Linked DNA regions of Homo sapiens: region 2 is linked to region 1. Evidence: read pairs that join two places in POLR2A ChIA-PET (ENCODE). Cell type or tissue: A673. All regions are shown on one strand. Each heading gives the region's core, and the rest is flanking DNA. Links, peaks and the distances in the headings are about the cores only.

The links. Peaks named below come from ENCODE experiments on the same cell type or tissue, not always from the same donor. Only the 100,000 strongest peaks of a DNase experiment are listed, where the experiment ranks them.
Region 2: POLR2A ChIA-PET joins it to region 1 with 7 read pairs; 3 of 35 experiments call an interaction of 5 or more read pairs at or near these places.

The regions. Positions count from the first base shown.
Region 1 is chr13:31,007,170-31,011,564 of GRCh38, reverse strand. No RefSeq gene overlaps it. Among named protein-coding and RNA genes, the nearest start is that of LINC01066, 13 kb to the right of the region's middle. In A673, for the core only: no CTCF peak of the experiment used is centred there; no DNase peak of the experiment used is centred there; H3K4me3 peaks cover 3,013 bases; H3K27ac peaks cover 3,790 bases.
Region 2 is chr13:31,063,311-31,067,705 of GRCh38, reverse strand. No RefSeq gene overlaps it. Among named protein-coding and RNA genes, the nearest start is that of LINC01066, 69 kb to the right of the region's middle. In A673, for the core only: no CTCF peak of the experiment used is centred there; no DNase peak of the experiment used is centred there.

The DNA.
Region 1 (4,395 bases), core at 145-4,144:
TAATTCATCGAATATAGTATCCTTTTGAAATTCTGTTTCTTGAGTGGCTGTCTCTACAGCTTCAGAAAATAGACAGATATAATCAATGGTCTTAAGATTCTAAAAGAGAAAGTGACTCCAGAAGGTTTGGGGCTTCCCCGGGGTTGAAATTCAGAGGATTCCCCAGCAGCTTGTCCAGATGAAGAGGAAAGGAGGGAAGTCTAAGGGGAGCTCGTCAGTGAATCTAGATTGTTAAACCACTTGTGTAAAAATGGAGACCAGATATTGCTTAAGCAAGGGAAGGAGGGAAAAAATGGTGGGGGCGATTGTGCTGGGGACTTTCAAACCCAACACAAGCTGAAATTTGAAAGAGGGTTGTCTTTTTAGCCATGTTAGGAGCCAAAAATTAGAAAAGTACTTTAATTTTAAAATAATGAATGCAGGCTTGACAGCACTGTCACTAATATCTAGCCTCTGTTGAGGTTATTATGTGCCAAGCATTGAGTCTTTTACATGCACGTTTGTGTTAATCCTCTCATCAACTCTGTAGGAGAGATACAATTATTGTCTCCATTTTATAGATCAGGAAACTGAGGCACAGAAAGGTTGATGAACTTGCCAGGCTTCCCACAGCTAGTAAGTGCTGGAACCAGGATCCCAGCACAGGAGAGCCACGCTGCTCACTGGTCACTCAAGCCCCCTTCTCCAGACTCTGCTTGAGGTCCCCAGCTACCTCCAGGGACAGCACAGATGGATGAGCAGAGGGGGAGCAGTGTGGACTTGCCGGTCTCTAATGTCCCCTATCACCTCTCTTCTCATCCAGTGTAAAATTAGTGTAAATTGTTCTAACCCAAGTTGCTGGTCCCTTAGAAATGAACCTTAAATGCCTTTACTTGAAGGTGTTCTTCCTTTATTATTCTTTTAAAATAGTTAAAAGTAACAGTGACCTTTAAAGAGTCAGATCCTTCCCCTTCCCCCAGTGAGTATTAAAGACTTCCTACCATCAGGATATCACAGCTTATGTGAGCTTTTAAGAGGATCCAAATTTGTTGCAAGGCACGGCCCAAGCATTTTCCAGCTCGCTTCTCTAAATTAATCTGAAATGAGTACATTGCTGCTTTTCCAGCTGCTTGGGTATATTCCATGGCCTCTTAGTGGCTTAGAAATAAAGAGAGTTGCTTCCTCCAGCTTTACCAAATAAGCATGGCAGAGCTCATCTTGCCTGTATACACTGGTCAGCTATAGCAGTGGAGGGGGATGTTGAGAAGGCTATTAGGGCAATGACCACCCTAATAGGGAAGGTTAGGATGGATTAGCTCTGTGTCCTGAGCACTGGAGGGTGGAGTGGGCCTTAAGCAATGCATCTGTACCATGAGCAAGGCATTGGAGGAAGGCAGAGAAGACGAAGCTGGAAGGCACCATCCAACCCATAGAGTCATCCCCCTTCCTTTACAGTGGGGAAACTGAGACCCAGAGAAGTATCTTGTCGAAGGTCACATCACGGATTAGTGGCAGGAATAGAAGGCTTGTTTTTTTCTACATTAGAAATGGGATTAATTTATCCTCTTCCTGGAACAAGTTGATTGAATTGAATACAAAATTGGGAAGAACAAGGATGTTCCAAGTTGTCAAATTCCCTCCTGTAGATTCCCTCACACCCTCTCTCCTGACTGCCCTCCACCCAGCCCTGCCCTGCCAGGAGATGCCAGGTCCCTGCCAGGTCCTGTATTGTATCTTCTTTCTAGTGGGTCTCCCTAGGGCCCCTCCTTGCTGTCCATCTGTAACTTTTTCACCTATTAGGTTGCAAAGGGAATAAAGGCTCTAGCCATACCCTCTGGAGTTGTAGGCACCAGATGCTCAAATCAAGATAAAAAAAAGGGAAAGCCAAGAGTCTGGGGACAGGATGAATCAGAGCAAATCCAACCTTACTGCTTATTGTTGTGGTAAACTGTAAAAATGGCCCACACTCTTTGCCATATAATTTGGAGCTTGGCTTGTGACTTTGGTCAGTGGAAAATTAGAAAACATGATGCCAAAGAGGCTTTAAAAGGTATGCACAATGTGTGTGTCCTCTCTCTCATTTGATCTCCCTGAGAACATGCCCACGCTCGTCTGCTGGAAGAGGAGAGATACACGGAACAAGCCACGGTGCCCTGGTTCCCAGCCAAGCTCATCTTAGGTCAGCCAATGGCCTGCCGGGTTTCAGATGTGTGATCCAGCTAACTATGGCCAACAGAATTCTCTAGCTGATGAGCAGGCACCTGAGAAAACCAGTGAGTACTCTTGTGTGCCACTGAGGTTTTGTGGTAATGTGTTATGCAGCATGACTCTGGCAATCCATAACTGATACACTGTCTATTAACTTACATTCTAGTTGGTTCTACCACAGGCACATAGCCTGAAGCATCACCTCTTCCTATGGTATGTGTTGTAAATCATGACTTACAAATTTTCTCTTATATCATAATCCTCAGTAAGAATCTGTTAAACATATATATGCACACATGCTATTGATTATATACACACACTCACATATACACCATATTTTGTGAAACACTATTGACCTTTAATTTGTGTAAAGTGCTCTTATTTTTTTCTATTCTATTTCCTTTTCTCTACGCCTAAGTTGTGTCTACTATACACTAAGCTGATGTCATGACTCACTAGGGGGCAGAGAGCTGCAGTTTGAAAACCACATCACGCTTTGCCACAAGACTTTCTTATGTTAGCAATTCAACAGGTATTTTCTGTGCTCTTGGTACCCTTCTCAGTAATGGGCACAAATAAGCACTCAACAAATGTTTGTTGAATTCAACTGAATTGAGAGAAGTTTACAGTTATGAACTTCCTGGGTTTGTGTCCCTAATCCCTACATTTGAGATCTAACTTTATTTCCCAAGATTTCAGAGATATGACAATGACGGTACCCTTCTGGGAGTGCTGTATGAGTCATTCTTCACAGTTCTAGCAAATTGAAGAATGATTTCCAACACTGGCCCTACTGGTGGTCTGTCTGCCCACTCTTAGTGCACCTGCCTGCAGAAGCAAGAATGCAGTCCTGCATCTGCCCCGCCTGACCGTGTGAGGGTGGGAAGACGGAGGCCAAGTGCCGTATCATATCACTCATTGCTTCTCTTATGTCAGGCTGGTGTCTGGCACACAGTAGGTGCTTAGAAAACACCTGTTGAATTGAACTGAAGTGACATCAGGCCTCCAGGTCTGTTTCTTTATCTTTAATGGAAGGAAATTCGACCAGGTTCTTTCCAGCTTTAAAAATCTAATTCTAAGTAGTGTCAACTAAATCTGACTGTCTGCCGAGGTGGAATAAACAGCTACTACATGCTGTGCTCCAGCTGTGTCAGGAAAGGCCCCTCCCCTTACAGACACGCTGCCCACTGATGTGCCGGGCAGGCCAACTGGAGCAGCACAGCTTGGCATTAAGGTGTTCAGCCTTGTCGAAATACAAAAACGTCTGCAAAGGTACGTGCAAGCTATTATCAGTCTTTTACACCAGATTGAGAAAACAACTTCCAGAACTTTGCCTGGGAGCAGACCTTGAGAGAGGGAACAGTACTATATGAAGGAGTTGACCTGCGGTGCTAGGGGAACAAGCTTGGGGTCCTCAGAGATGAAAGGAGTGTGGCGACACTGAAGGTGAACTCGTACCGGCTCACAAATGGCCCAGTTCAGCCACTTGCTGTCTTCCCTGAGCTCTTTCCCAGTGTCTCTCAGCAAAGAAGTGAGAAGTGAAACTCAGAAACTCTTCATCTCCTCTATCCAAAGCCAATATTTTGCTCTATGAGCAATGCTGGCTCTTGCATGTTCTAAGGCAAATTAAAAATAGCTGCTGTGTGCTTATTTTCCTGCAGCGAATTTAAATGTGTGCCACTGAGGCCATCACTTTTTACTTTGAAGAGGCATCATCCCACGTCCTCCCACACAGACTGGATCCTGCACCAGCTCACACACACCTCACGCTGGGAGCTTCAGATCCTGTCACTATTCCAAGCTGGCAATGGGGAGCCTCGGGCCTCAGAGACACCCCACCAAACATAGTCCAGTCACAAGCAATATGGCTTGGGTAACTGCAGTCCCCAGACTGGCTAACCCAATTAGCAAAGGATGGAAACCAGGTGGAGTTATTTCCATATCTTGGCTATTGTCAACAGTGCTGCTACGAACATGGGTGTGCAGACATCTCTTTGAGATCCTGATTTCAGTTCTTTTGGGTATACGTTCAGAAGTCGGATTGCTGGATCATATGGTAGTTCTATTTTTAATTGTTTGAGGAACCTCTATAAAGTTTCAGTTATGCAAGATGAATTAGTTCTAGGGATCTGCTGTATAGCATTGCACCTATAGCCAACGATACTACCAAAGTCATCAATACTGAATGCACTTACAATTTTGTTAATA
Region 2 (4,395 bases), core at 283-4,282, 56 kb before region 1:
TGACTTGCAGTGGATTTTGCTTTGATTTCAAGTCAACATACAGTAATGGAGCTCTCAGTGTGTGTGAAGCCCGTGGTAGGAGTGCCCTCCCTCACTCTGCCTCCCTGGCGGCCACGTGGTGTGAAGCTTATGAAACTAAAGGCAAACTAAGCAGTGGAGGATGCTACATTTTTGAGCTGCACTGGGAGTTATTAGCAGAGTGTGGGATGCCTGTCGCAATGCTGAAACTACAAAGATGGGAGCCATCCGAGGACCCAACACCCCAAAAGAGCATATCACAAGCATGATAGGCGTAAAAGCAGTACCTATTACTAGAGCGCTGGGCCCATGGATGGAGCTGGAAATGACAGCTTTCATAGAATCCTAGTAGTTCAGCTAGAAATAAAAAAGTGAGAAAATGCTAATTAATAAAATCACCCCACAGGTCACAAGAGTTTGTAAAAACGTCTAAAGCATTCTTTCAAAATGCATTTCATGAGGAAGAAAGGAACCACTTGCTCAAAAGATAGGAACGTTTCAAAAAAGCACACGTCTGTGTGGGCAGACCCGTGTAGGTAGCCTGGTGGAGTGTGGAGTGGGTGATGGTCTCTTCCCGTTACACTCGCTTGAGGAGAACACTAGAACAGACAATGCCTGGGTATCCTTTCTGACAGTCCGTGTTCAAGTTTCTACTGGCTATTTTAGATTTTTCTGAGAAAATCTGAATGTTGCCTGCATAGCCGCAGGGCTTTTACAGAGAAAACAATTTGTCCTTCCCTAGAACTCATTTTTAAATTGGAGGCTATGCTGAATATCGTACCGGGAGGAATAAAACTGCCCCCGACCCCCGTCTTTGAAAATCAAGAGCTGGACTCTGGAACAAATGTGCGGGAATTAGGGAACCAGGGCTTTTGGGCAGGACCCTGAGAAAGGGCCAGGGGCAGTCTTAGCTGCATGGGACCAGATTCCGTGGGGTTTGAGGAGCTCCTCTCCTCTCAGACCACCTTTCCCAGCAGAAGTCCTTATTAGGAATATGGGTGTGGCTGGGAGCCAGTGGTTCACACCTGTAATCCCAGCACTTTGGGAGGCTGAGGCAGGAGGATTGCTTGAGTCCAGGAGTTTGAGACCAGCCTGGGCAACATAGCAAGAACCCATCTCTACAGGAGGGAATCTTATCAGGGTCATGGAAATGTTCTAAAATTGGATTATGGTAATACTTGCACAACTCATTACACTTATAAACTGTACATTTAAATGAGTGAATTTTATGATATAAATTGTACCTCAATAAAGTTGAAGAAAAAAGAACCCCATTCTACATTCCAGCTACCCTTGAGAAACATGTCATATTACTACGTATGCTTGTTTATTCAGATTATTGTTTTGTTTTTTTTCTTTCTTCTTTTTTCAGGTTATTGTTTTCTTTTTGTACCTAGCTTTCTTAATTCACATTTCTGTTCTATTGCAGGATTGGTACTTAATTTTCTTCTCTTTGTATTCACTTTGTTGGTTTTCATCTTTTAGACAAATGCTATTTTCTTGGCCCAATTTTTCTTTCCCTTTAATTTTCCTTTCCCTTTAATTTTCCTTTTCACTTATCAAATGTTTGGTGATGTTTCCGTTTTTCCTTTCATTGTATTGTATTTCCCACCACTCTTTTCTTACATATGGCTTCATAATTAAGAACCTTCTCTGCCTGGCCGAAGCCTGATGTGTTTAGACAGAGTTAAGAGGCGTGGGCATGAGACCGTGCTCCCCCACTGGCTGCTCTCATCACAGCCATCCTCGGGACACTGCTCCCCTCCTGTTCCTTCGGCTGCCATGTCCACTCTGCACGTGGTTTCTGGGCTCTCTTGACATAAAGGACACTGTCTTGCTTCTTTATGCATTTGAGAAATACAAATATAGCTTCTCAGAGCCAATAGAAGTCTCAGGGAGTCAATCTCACATTGGTAATCACATTACTGGTCCTAAGACACTCTGGCCATTTGAGTTGCCTCTTACTCCAACATGAGGAAGGAAACGCCATCTGCTACCTTCGGACTCAAAAGACACCTGGGATAAGGCCCTCCCAAGCCAATCACAGCACAAAACTCAAACTGATTAATTTCACTAGCTTCAGAAAAACAGATGTGTATCATTCTTTATACTATTCTGTGTATTTCACGGAATATTTATTTTTGTTTTCAGCTAGGTTTGAGAAGTTATCTCCAGACCAGCAGTGACTTATTAAAGAATACTTACTATTTCTTATTTATTTGACTGCTTGTGGGATATATCTGGAGAGAGACAGAGGACAGGCTGGAAAATTCTTTTTTTTTTTTTTTCCAGAGATAATATTTCACTCTGTCACTCAGATTGGAGTGCAGGAGTGTGATCATAGCTCCAGATAACCTCCAACTCCTGGGCTCAAGTGATTCTCCTGCCTTAGCCTCCCAAATAGCTGAGACTACAAATGTAGACCACCGCACCTGGCTAATTTAAAGACATTTTTTGTAGAGACGGGGTCTTGCCATGTTATCCTCAAGAGATCTTTCCTCTTTGCCTTCCCAAAGTGCTGGGATTACAGACATGAGCCACCTCATCCTACCACAAATTCTAGCTTACTTTTACTTTTTTTTTTTTTTTTACCTGAGTAACCCAGTCTCCATGCACTTTCCAATGGATATAGTTTATATTTGGAGAGGGCACCGCATTGTTAATGGTAATGTTTGGCATGTTCTTAATTTTGGGCATCTTCTTCCAAGTTCTAAGGGGAAAAACATAAAAATCTCAAAAGATGAGAATGACTCACCATCACACATCCTTCTCATTCTAACTAGGAGCCTTTTCTCAGGCTCTTTTAGGTCAGGAATCACCCCCTGCCCCCATAGCCTTCACTCATATAATTCTTCTCATTCTCGGAGGCCTCAATAATCATCCTCAGGGCCTCTCTGCATATGCCAGACCATTTGAGCTCTCTCTTTTCTGGATTCCAGAAAAGTCGAGCATGTAGCTGCCATTTTTGATGTGTGCTGCTCTTATTTTCTCATAAGATGTGTACAGCCTGAAGGCAAGTGTGCTTCCTTTAGAGTCCCACGAGCCCCAGCAGTGAGGAGGACTCAACAAACTGACTGGGTGAGGGCTCCAAGGACTAACCTGTGTGTTCCAGTAAGGGCTTGAGCGGCCTTTCAAAATATGATATTGCACTTTTGAAGTCAGTCCCACAAAGAAGTGGACTTTGCTTGTAGTCAACATGTATGAAGGCAAATGGTGGCATCTGTGAAGTCCCATGTCATAAAAGTTCTTGAATAATTGATTAACTCAAATGAGGGCTCTGAGACAGGCTGTCCTTTCCATGGCCAAGGCAGGAACAAAGCAGTTGGTGCAATGAGGAATGATGAACTGTGGAAGACGCCATGGATGTCCACCTCTTCCCAACAAAATCAAGGCACAGATCTCCTAATCTCAGGGGCCTATTGTGACCCAGTTCTGGCCAGTGAAATGAAGTGAAATCAGCGGAGGAGCTCTGGGAAAACTTTTTCTTGTCTAATAAAATGTGAAACTAGTGTGAGACATACATCCTCTCTTTCCTCTCTCTGTATGTGTATGTGTGTGTGTGTCTGTCTGTCTGGTTTTCCTCTCCCCTGGTTGGCACTCTTCATCCTGATTCCAAACACAATTGAGATGTCTGGAGCTACAGCAGCCATTTTGAGACCCTGAGGCCACAGTGTGAAAGACAAAAAGTCAAGAGGCTAAGGATGGTGAAATGAGAGGATGAAGACTCAAAACTCTTGACTACATCATTAATCAGCTAAACCCATGTGGGCAACCACCTATATCCGGACATGTTTGTTAAAAGAAAACCCTTTTATTCTCTATGAGTCATTTTTCCCTGTTACTTAATAATAGCAAACATTTATTAAGTTCTTATTATGTGTCAAGCACTGTTCCAAGAACTTTATACCTTTATAGTTATTGATCCATTTACTTGTTTATTTTTGAAACAGAGTCTTGCTCTGTGGCCCAAGCTGGAGTGCAGTGGCAGGATCTTGGCTCACCGCAACCTCCACCTCCCAGGTTTAAGTGATTCTCCTGCCTCAGCCTCCCTGGTAGCTGGGATTACAGGTGCCTGCCACCACAGTAAGCTAATTTTTGTATTTTTAGTAGAGACAGGGGTTTGCCATGTTGGCCAGACTGATCTCAAACTTTTGACCTGAAGTGTGTGCTCCAACCACATCAGCCTCCCAAAGTGCTGGGATTACAGGCATGAGCCACCACTCCTGGCCTCTTGATCCATTTCCTCTTAAACATAACTCTATGAGATAAGCACTATTCATTATTCCTTTTTTAGGGATGAGGAAACTGAGACACAGAAAGATAAGTATCTTGCCAAAGTTAGCAAGTAGCAGGATGAGGATTCAAACCCAGGCAGTC